Linked DNA regions of Homo sapiens: region 2 is linked to region 1. A link is a contact called in ENCODE Hi-C or POLR2A ChIA-PET data. All regions are on one chromosome and are shown on one strand. The core of a region is the stretch at or near the end of the contact, and the rest is flanking DNA. Distances in the headings are between cores, read along the strand shown.

The links. Hi-C counts contacts between places; a loop is a spot of excess contacts on that map. ChIA-PET counts read pairs that join two places held with the same protein, here RNA polymerase II (POLR2A). Pooled maps may share reads with other maps.
Region 2: a pooled map shows a loop between it and region 1 (3-fold over the local background). The contact joins two enhancer-like sites. A Hi-C loop is called at or near these places in 7 of 50 pooled maps. POLR2A ChIA-PET finds 5 or more read pairs at or near these places in 4 of 52 experiments (K562, Panc1, T-cell and 1 more).

What each region holds. Positions count from the first base shown.
Region 1 is chr11:118,043,539-118,048,860 of GRCh38, reverse strand. All of the region lies in intron 1 of SMIM35 (small integral membrane protein 35), which reads left to right. Among named protein-coding and RNA genes, the nearest start is that of TMPRSS4, 31 kb to the left of the region's middle. Within about 2 kb of position 3,485, at least 3 of the 41 ENCODE cell types and tissues checked have a DNase peak (open chromatin) inside an H3K27ac peak, as active enhancers do.
Region 2 is chr11:118,213,395-118,219,175 of GRCh38, reverse strand. JAML (junction adhesion molecule like) reads left to right here. Exons shown (of 10, transcript NM_001098526.2): 2 at 4,290-4,352. The coding sequence starts at 4,310. Among named protein-coding and RNA genes, the nearest start is that of JAML, 8.7 kb to the left of the region's middle. Within about 2 kb of position 1,480, at least 3 of the 41 ENCODE cell types and tissues checked have a DNase peak (open chromatin) inside an H3K27ac peak, as active enhancers do.

The DNA of each region.
Region 1 (5,322 bases), core at 2,236-4,735:
AGGACCTGTGACACTTCACTCCTTTAGGTCATGTCCTTTCTAGAAAGCACCTCCATCTCTTCCGGGATGGCCTGCTGTTTGGCTATTACTCATGTGTTTAATCTAGGGCCGTGTTTTTTGTTTTTTGTTTTCTGTTGTTTTTTTCCCCCATACTTTATGACTTTTGCATCATTCCTGAGCCAGCTGTATCATTATTTACTTAATTTCTTTCTTTCTTTCTCTCTTTCTCTCTCTCTCTCCTTCCTTGCTTCCTTGCTTCCTTGCTTCCTTCCTTCCTTCCTTCCTTCCTTCCTTCCTTCCTTCCTTCCTTCCTTCCTTCCTTCTTTCTTTCTTCCTTTCTTTCTTATTGAGATGGAGTCTCGCTCTGTCATCCAGGCTGGAGTGCAGTGGCGCAATCTAGGCTCGCTGCAACTTCCACTGCCCAGCTTCAGGTGATTCTCGTGTCTCAGCCTCCTGAGTAGCTGGGACTACAGGAGCACGCCAGCAGGTCCAGCTAATTTTTTTTGTATTTTTAATAGAGACTGGGTTTCGCCATATTGGCCAGGCTGGACTCAAACTCCTGACCTCAGGTGATCTGACCGCCTCAGCGGGATTACAACTGTGAGCCACCGTGCCCGGCCTAATATTTTTCTTAAATCTGACTCACTTTTTTAAATTAATTACTTCCTTTAACCTTGTTCTAAGACATAAAATCCACAAAATCAGGATTTGATATGCTAGTTAAGTCTCTTCTTAAAAACGTGAAAATAAATGCATAGCTATTAAAACAATAAATGGCTCCTGGGTACCACTATGATCACCTCCCATGTTACCAACGGATGCACCCCCACTCTGGGGGCAGTGATGGGGAGGCATGCAGAGAGAGGGCTTGGCGAGGTTCCATCTGAGCCCCAGAGACACCTCCTAAGAGACTGTCAACAAGCCCCTTGAAACGCTCTGGGCTGCTGTCTGCATCTCCTTCTTCCCAAGACACAGACCTTGCCTAGCAAAGCTTAGGCACTCAAGCCAGTACCCTGGGACAAATGTGGAGGGTCACAGAGATCCCCAGCCCACAGAAGGCATTTGCTTAGGCTGCTGTAAAGGAAGCTTTGCCTTGACTGCCCCCAAGGTGAGTGGCCATAGCTCATACTCAAAGTCTCAGTTTGGCTGCTGAAATAACTTATTTGCTTCTCTGTCCATGGGGCTTCTCCGTCCACTAAATCCTTCAAACAGAAGCACTGTTTTCTCCATCTCTCCCAGCCCTCAGTCTCTGGACAGGACAGTCTAAGGTCTGGGATCCTCTGAGATGGCTGTGGCCGGCTGTGGGTGTATTGCCCATGCCTGCTCCTAGATGACATCTTGGCTGTCCTGAGCCACCACCAAGATTCTGTTGAGGAAGAGTCAGGGCAGAAGAGCTGAGCTTCAGGGTGTCATCTGTCAAGAATGCCCCAGAATGCCAACCTCCAAAGCCCCGACTGGGGCCAGGGCTCATTCTTTGGATATTTTCTCTGTCTCCATCTCTCTCCCTTTCTCTCTGTTTTCAGACACACAACAAGTGTATGTATTCTAGAATGCTTGTTAATTGGTTAATTTAGTTAAAAACAGATGAGATCGCCAATAAATCCATGTCACAGACCACGTGTAAACATGTCACAATATGCTAACCCCCTTAGACCCTCGCAGATGCACACAACATGTGGGCCACTGACACAAGGACAAAGTGTGTGTCATTTCTCCCAAGGTCACCGCATTGGGGTGGTGGCTGACTCTCAGCAGCCGGTTTACTCCTAAAACTCATTCAGTGGTAGGGAAGCTCACTTCTATTCCTTGACTTTATCTTGCTTAGGGAAGTAATAAAACTATTCTTGGGACTGGCTTCTACAAAGAAATTTAAAATGTTTATTTATCTTAAACTCCTTTACTCAAAACAATACATTTTCAAATCTAAACATCCTTCTCTCTAAACTTAAGTATGTTCAGTATGACTCTCACTTTCTTCCTCCTCAAAGTGAGATAACCAGAACTAATTACTTTGGGAAACTCCCTATACCGACTCTCATATGAATAGACTTTGATGGACCTGTTCCTCTGTCCTCCAGACTCAAACGGTGTCAGTCTGGCTGTGAAAGAATCCCCTGGGGAGCTTATTGAAAATTACAAATTCCTGGGCCCACCTCTGGAGAGTTTCCTTGGATAGGTCTGGAGTGGGTCCCAGGTACTCCATTCTTTGAAAGATCCGTAGGGAACTCTGAAGAATTTGGGAACAGCTGCTCTATACCTGCCCTGACTTGCCTTAATTGGAGGGACAACTTGGCTCAGACTTAAGGCAAGGTTCTTGATATCCAGGCGTCTGTTGAGGTTGAGGGCTAAGCAGGCAGGAAACTACCTGATGTTAAGACTGCATTTCTGACACAGCCAGGCACCAGGACTTACAGTTTTTTGGGGCCTCCTGGTTCTTCATAAACCCTATCATCAGTGCAAAGGTTGATGCCAATCTTCCTGTGTGCTTGGTAGGAGATCACACATCCATCTAATCTAATGTGGTATCAGACCAAAGTGGCATCATCACTTAAAGATAAAGGGGCCCGACTCTGAGCCTTGTTTTATGTCATAGGAAATTGTGATCTGTCAGGGGCTGTTTCTGCCCACCTTATTGTTGCATTAGAGATCAAAGGCAGACTTTTGGTCATCAGTAGGTGGAGATCTCTATGGGTACTTGGTGCCTAACTGGTCTCTGTCCAGAGGAGGACAAAGGCTACTGATAAATTATTGAAGAGCTGCCAACACTCTATGCTGTTCTAGAAAATTTCACTCTAAGTGAAGGAAAATAACTTATTGAATATCTACCATGTGTCAGGAGCCATATAACTCTCCTTTCACATACACGTCTCACTTAATCTTCACGTTAACCTTGTGAAGTTAATATTTTAATCCCCATTTCAACATAAGAGAGGATTAAAACTCAATCTTGCCCAGAGTAATGATATTTTAGCTTCCAGATGGCCTGGCTCCAAGTCTTTTTCCGTCATCACACACTGCTAAAGCAAATATCCCGATGGTCAAGAGTTAAAAAGATCTGCCTGAAATCTGCTGTCTGTTCATTCATTATACTGGGTTGAAAGATTCAGAGCTGTACATTATCAGAGAGAGAGTGAAGGTAAAGTTTAGAGAGCAGTAAACAAACCAATGGGTCTAGTTTCAAACAGGAGATACTTGATTTTTTATTGTTATGTGATTGGTTTGTTTTCTTCAGCAATATTATTCATCACACAAATATTTCTATTGCAAAAGATGAAAATCATGTGAAATTGATGATACCTGTTTTTGACCTTTAAAAATGACAATTTTATATGGTTCAAGCTAATACTAAGGCAAAACTTGAAAGGCTCTTTTTACTTCTACTCCCTACCCCACTCCCCTGGTTCTTCATAAACCCTATCATCACCTGCTTTACACCTGCCCTGACTTGCCTTAATCATAGGGAGAACCGCAACTTGGTGACAGCCTTTCTCTCTCTCTAGTGTGTGTGTGTGTGTGTGTGTGTGTGTGTGCATGTGTGTATACCATAACTAGAATTATGTGATATCTATTCTTCTGCAACTTGAACTGATCTTTAAAACGTGGAATTGATGAGCAACAGATGAGCAACAAAGGAGGAATTCTTGATTCCAGCTGGAGAAAAGTGTAGGCTCCATAAAACCTGATGTATTGAGGGTGAGGGGGCCTAGAAGCCAATGGAGATGAAAATGTTCCATTTTTCTTGCCAAACCTGGACCTTGGGCAATATCATCTCCACATCTGCCTCCACCATTGATCCTAATAGTAAAGCCTAGGGCCTCCCACTAGGGTCTGTTGTACTTAGGTTTTGAGTTTTAGAACTTCCTTCTGATTTTGTTTGATGTGTTGCTAATCTTCCAGGGGGTTGTGCTGCTTGCTTCTTCATTTTTTGTTTTGTTTTGTTTTAAAGTTCCTTGTCAGTATAATCTAAAAGCTAGAGATGTCCAATCACCTGCTGGAGGTTTCTTCTAAGTGATCAAACTAGGAGGTTTTTTGTTTGTTTGTTTGTTTTGTTTTTTTTTTAGTAGAATGAACTTTTTTTTTTTTTTTTTGGAGATGGAGTCTCACTCTTGCCCAGGCTAAAGTACAGTGGTGCAGTCTCGGCTCACTGCAACCTCTGCCTCATGGGTTCAAGCAACTCTCCTGCCTCAGCCTCCGGAGTAGCTGGAATTACAGGTGCCCGCCACCACGCCTGGCTAATTTTTGTATTTTTAGTAAAGACAGGGTTTCACTGACCTCAAGTGATCTGCCCACCCTCAGCCTCCCAAAATGCTGGGATTACAGGCATGAATCACCGCACCCATCCTAGAAGGAACTTTAAATGGGAGTTGGAGGGGCATCTGGAGAGAAATCATGATTTAGATGGGCGGTGGGATGACCATTTGCAAGATCTCCTGGCTTTAGGTCAGTTCATCCAAATGGCTTGGTAAATAGTAAGGTGCATAATGCCACCATTACCTTCATGCTGCTTGGCACGTACTCACGGCTGCATTTTTTTTTTTTTTTTTTCAATTCTGCCAGACTTCTCAGTGACTAAGATTTGGTTTCTGGAATATGAGTAGATGGATAGATAAGTACAATTAGGGTAGATTCTTACCTAAGTGTAAGGATCTTGATACCTCTGCTTTTTGCATGGGTTTTGAGTGTTACATATCTGCAGGAAACCTGGATTATAGAAAATGCATTTCAATGCACTTCTTCAAGTTTAAGGATTTAGGAACTCCTTCTCTCCAGGGGATAATTTAGACAGAGATAAATATAGGTTGGCATTTTATCGCTTTTTTAACAGCTTTGTTTAGATATAATTCACATAACATACAATTCTCCCATTAGAAGTATATAATTTAATGTTTTTAATATATTCATGCATATCTGCAGCCACCATTACAGTCAATTTTAGAACATTTTCATCGCCTAAAAAAAAAACCCATACCCTTTAGCTAAGATAACCCCCTCCTTTTCTCCCCACTTCCCCTGGCCCCCCCATAACCTACTTTCTTTTTCTTTTCCTTTTTTTTTTTTGAGATGGAGTTTCTCTCTGTCGCCCAGGCTGGAATGCAGTGGTGCGATCTTGGCTCACTCCACCTCCCGGGTTCAAGCGATTCTCCTGCCTCAGCCTCCCGAGTAGCTGGGACTACAGGCGCCCACCACCACGCCCAGTTAATTTTTTGTATTTTTAGTAGAGACAGGGTGTCACTGTGTTAGCCAGGGTGGTCTTGAAATCCTGACCTCGTGTTCGGCCCGCCTCAGCCTCCCAAAGTGCTGGAATTACAGGTGTGAGTCACT
Region 2 (5,781 bases), core at 231-2,730, 170 kb before region 1:
ATTTTTTTCCATATATGTGTTGGCCATTTGTATGTCTTCTCTTGAGAAATGTCTGTTCAGACCATTTGCCCATTTTTAACCCCCCATACACTATTAGTAATAGAAAAGAAGATCCTGATAGTTATAACCCCCTAGAAGGACAGAAGGTATTTGCCAGAATTTATACTGTGAAAGAACCATGAGCTCAGGTCAAAATATTTGGCCAACAGATGAGATAACTTACTATGGAGAATTATCTCCAAACATCTGCTGAGGAGATAAATCAGTATCTGGAAAGAGAAGGAAGCAGTGTAGAAGTTGTGAATGTCAATGGTGTCTATTATCAAGGTGCTTAAGGTGCTTCTGAATGCTTTTGCTGGATTTTTTTTAAAACTGAAATTCATTTTATTCATCTACATATGCAACCAGAATTTTGTTATTCAGCTAAATATGTATATATAAAATTCAGAATTTGTGGGTGTTGGTGAATATATAGATAGGAATTTGCAAATATCTGTCAACTCACTAGGAAATTCAAACTTGAATAGTGTTCTTGGTAAATGTCCAAGGTGTTATGAACTCATTTGACAAGTAGTTACTGAGGATGTCCCCGTACCTCACACCATGCTGGCACTGGAAGTGTGGTGGCTCATGGGCATGGCTCTTGGCTTCATGGAGCTTATAGTCTTGGGGGTGGAGGTAGAGAGCAGGGTCTTAATTAAATGAGCACACAAATAAATAGATAATTAGACATAGTGGCCCATGCCCTAAAGGAAAGGTAGAGGTACTATTAAGACATGTGGCTGCCGGGCATAGCAGCTCACGCCTGTAGTCCCAGCCCTTTGGTAGGCTGAAGTGGGTGGATCACCTGAGGTGGGGAGTTTGAGACCAGCCTGGCCAACATGGTGAAACCCTGTCTCTACTAAAAGTACAAAATTAGCCAGGCATGGTGGCTCATGCCTGTAATCCCAGCTACTCAGGAGGCCGAGGCAGGAGAATCACTTGAACCCGAGAGGCGGAGGTTGCGGTGAGCTGAGATCGTGCCATTGCACTCCAGCCTGGGCAACAAGACTGAAACTCCATCTCAAAATAAAAAAAAAGACATGTGGCTTGGGGACCTGTCCTGGGATGAGTGGTTGAAGAGAGGTTTCCCGAGGAAATGATATTTAACTTGAGATGTGAGCGAGGAGCAGGTGTTAACTGGGTGAAGGCCTGAGCAAGGTGGATTGGTAGACCATTCAGTCAGGAGGAACAGATTAATCTTGTTTAGACAAATAAACTTCAGAAAAGCTTTGCTCTAAAATATTGATTACTTTCTCAAATGTGGAGGAAGAGCATAGTGTGGCAAAGACACAGGCTCGGATCCAGGATGGCTGGGTTTGAATCCTCGCTCTGCCACTTGCTCTGTGTTCTTAGGCAAGTCACATTGTCATTCTCTGCCTCATTTCCTCATCTGTAAAACCTCATGGGGTTGTTGTGAGGATTAAATGAGTTACTGTGTAAAGCACCCAGGGCCTGGCATTAACCTTCTCTGCTTTATTACACATCAACTACTGATTTCTAGTGTGCTGCTATATTAAGAAAAAGGTCTGATCTTTTAATATTGAAAACAAGGCCCGGTGATTTTCCCAAAGATCAAAGAGTTGGTTAAAGGAAGATCTGAGCCCAGAAGAGCATTTAAAAAAAACTTTTAGTAATTTTTCCGCTAAAATCATTGCTTCTGTCTTCACGGAGTTCTAGAGGTGCATCCGAGTATGTAGGACTGACAATGAGCGTTTTCCATTCATGATACTCATGTTTCTTAGCATTTGTTTGAAGATGGTTTGGATGTGGCTCTGAGTTACTCGGCTTTAGTGCCAAGATTCAGAATCTTTTTAGAGTCGCTGGCTTCCTCTTAGAATAGAGTGGAGCGGGGACTGCTGCAAGATGCCTTTAAGTTGATTTCAACTTAATGGTCACATTGTCAGCTATGAGCATTTATCCAGTATATGCCAGGCATTTTGCCGGTGCTGCCCCACGGTAACAGGACACACATCTAAATAAGGCACGTATGGTGCTGCCTTTTAGAGTCTGCAGACTTGAGTTGGTGGCAGACATATAAATTAGTCATTACTCCTCCATGCGGTTGGTGAGCTGCAGGGGGAATGTCCCACTGCTAAGTGCTGTTTTCTGGGCAGAGGAGGGAGCACAACCAACTCCCTGGGGAAGGCAACAGATGTCCCAGATGTGATGAACTTATGTTAGGACACACCATAAAGGAAGCCCCTTATGACCTTCATCCATGTATGTATGGGGCAAGGTGGGTGGCACGGAGCAGGAATGGGGTTTTGCTTATGTTGAGAGAGGTCTGTGTTTTCACTAGAGGTTCTTTTGTTTAGGGGAATCTATGTGACTCCTGATATATCTGGCTCAGTGTAATTATTATCCCCATTGTTACAACAAGGTTCAAAAATGGAAACTTAAGTTTCCTGTTCATTCTGATTCATCATTTGCCATTCTTAGAAAGGTAGAAGCTCAGAACCTGAAATCTCCCCTAAAGCTACAAACTCTGTTTCTGACTCTTATCTATATAAAGAATCTTCCATGGTAATGCTTCCTATTTTCAAAGCACTGTTATCTACGTTATACTATTAGATCCTTTCATTATCAATCCCTTTTAAAGGCAAGGAAACAGGTTCAGCAAGATCAGCTGACTTCTCTGTGTAAGTGGGACCTGAGGTAGGAACCTCCTTGAATAGCTTGACTCTGATTTTCCAGGTAGAGGATTTTGTTGATTGGAGAATACGATTAAGGAATGTCTTAAGTAATCAATTTTTTTTTTTTTTTTTGAGACAGAGTCTCGCTCTGTCGCCCAGGCTGGAGTGCAGTGGCGTGATCTCGGCTCACTGCAAGCTCCGCCTACCAGGTTCACGCCATTCTCCTGTCTCAGCCTCCCGTAGCTGGGATTACAGGCGGCCGCCACCATGCCCGGCTAATTTTTTGTATTTTTAGTAGAGATGGGGTTTCACCGTGTTAGCCAGGATGGTCTCGATCTCCTGACCTCGTTATCCGCCCGCCTTGGTCTCCCAAAGTGCTGGGATTACAGGTGTGAGCCACCAGGCCCGGCCAAGTAATCAATGTTTATTAATTAAAATGGCTACCGTATGTGCCAGATGTCCTAGCAGAGCTGGGTGGGGTACCTTGCTGTTAATGCAAAAAACATATCTTTCCTCTTAGCAGATTCTGAGGTGGAATCTCCCCAGCGGCAGGGTGGCCAGGGGTAAAGACCACGGCTGAGGCCAGGAGCAGTAGCAGGTGGGAACTCAAGACTGGTTGCACTGTAACTCCTGAGAGTCAGGGTTCTTCTGTTTAGCTAAGAAAATTTGGGGGTGTTTGGTAGAACAGTGAATCCTTTTCCAGGGGCTGGTAAATGCAATGAAATGAATACTACAGAGATAACATGCATATCAAACACATACTTTTGTCCAATGCACAGCCCAACTCTCATTCTAGCCACACTGCCCTGCCTTTAAAAAGTTAAAAAGAAAAATAAGATAAAAAGTGCACCATGGGCCAGGTGCAGTGGCCCACGCCTGTAATCCCAACACTTTGAGAGGCTGAGGTGGAGGATCACTGGAGCCCAGGAGTTTGAGACCAGCTTGGGCAACACAGTGAGACCTCTCTACTACTTAAAAAAAAAAAATAGCAAGTGTGGTGTAGCATGCCTGTAGTCTCGGCTACTCAGGAGGCTGAGACAGGAAGGTTGCTTGAGCCCTGGAGATCACGTCACTGCACCCCAGCCTGGGCAACAGAGTGAGAATCTGTTCCCTCCCCCAACCTCTTCCTCCCAAAAAAGTAGTAATTCTAATTTAGGTGGAGAGATGGGGAAAAATTTCAGGCTGGATATCCTATAATTTTTTGTTTGTGTGAAACATACAGGTAGTGGAAAATCTAGGGTTGTCATCTCAAGGGCATCCTGCAATCATTTGCTTTTTTTCTCTTGAAAAGCAACTTTCATCTAATCTTCCCTTATGGCCAATCTAAAGCAGCCCCCAAGTGACTCTTCAAACACTACTCTGTTTTGTTTCATCATAGCACTTATTGACATCTGGTATTTTCTTATTCATTCATTCATTTATTTGCTTCTTTTTTCTCCACCTCCCGCTGCATACAAACTGCAAATGAGCTGGGACCTCGTCTGTTTTTCTTGTTCAATGCTGCATACCAGTGTCTCAAACAGAGGCTGCTCCGTATAGTCCTTCACTATTGGTTTTTTAAATTAATGAGCTTCTCTTGACATGATTTTGTGATTTTTGTTCTTTTATCTTAAGATTTGAAAGTTGAGAGCAGCATGTTTTGCCCACTGAAACTCATCCTGCTGCCAGTGTTACTGGGTAAGTAGAAGCTAAGGGACTCCGTGGGGTATTTGATTTCTCCTGAGTTCTGTGCATTATTAAAAGCCAATTTTACATATTTTCGATTCCCTTGGGTTTGTTGAAGATGGAAACCCTAATGTGGAACTTCACAGTTTTGTTGAAGCAGCTGTTGTTGAAGCCAACTAGCTTATGGTTTCTTGGGAAGCTGAAGCTTCCTGTTTCCATTAGAAACAGAATGCATTTGGGTCCTAAAGGGTGTTCTGGGACCCTCTTACGTGACAAAGGGAAAGTTTCTCTGTGGCATTCCTGCACTTTAAATTGTTATCTTTAAAACCACAGTTCGCCTTGAATCAGGAACTGAAATTACCAAAGAGAGACCCAGAGCTGTTTTTCATACTGTGGCCATGTCAGCCTTCTTGTGGTTCCTCAAATGGACTGAGCTCTTTCCCAATTTATGGTGGTTTCCTTTGCCTGGAACCTTCCTCCCAGCACTTCAACCTAGCAAGCCCGCCCGATGCTTCCTTACCCTTCAGGTTTCCCCTTATGCTCCACTTCCTTCTGAGGAGCCTGACCTGGCCATCTCCTCAGACCAGATTGGTCTCCTGTTTATGCCTCCACCTAAGTGCTGAGCTTCTCGTTGCTCATCTCCACTGGTTTCTAGGTTTTCATCCTTTTCCCCCATGCCTTTTTCTTTATCCCATGGATGTAGTTCTGGAAGGAGAAGAAATTAATCAGGTGCTTTGCTCTCATAGCCTTTTCTTTTTCTCTTTATTATTATTTTTTGAACTTTGGACAGTAATTTAAACCCTGACTCAGCAAAGTATACAACAGGATTGCCTTTGCTCCTATTCCAGGCAATCCAGAGTGTGTACAAACATGCACACAGGCACGCACACCAAAATGGTGTTCATTAGATAATTTTTCTCAAAGAAGCAGGGTTATAATGATCTCAGAAGGTATTTAGACATTTTCCTAGAGGTCTGTGGAGCAGCCTGCAGGTTTTTGCCCTCCGATCCAGAGAGCTACCAGTCCAACCCCTGTATGTGGTGACTTGGTGGCACTGGGGGTTTTGTAGTTTTTTGTGGAGAGGTTTTCCTTTCTTGCAGAAAATCTCATCTTCTTCAGCTGTTTCTCTACCAAGATTGCCCTTCAAACATCAGTTTCTCTTTGCTTTGGTTGCTGTTGTTGCTTCCTAGCAGTCCTTCATTTAATTCTACACACAGTGTTCTTAATATTAAATTCGCTTATTACACTTTCAATCACACATGGAGCTGCTCAATTCTTCCTTACAGGAAAATTCCAAATATTTGTTGGAGCTAATTTTGATTTCTTTCAAAATAATTCCCTCTGAAGGGTTTAGAGTCGATGTTTTCTTTTGTGTCCTCCCTGCTGTGTGAGCCTACTGTTGGGGCAGGAAGTTAACTGTCTTCTCTCAGGGAAACAGCTT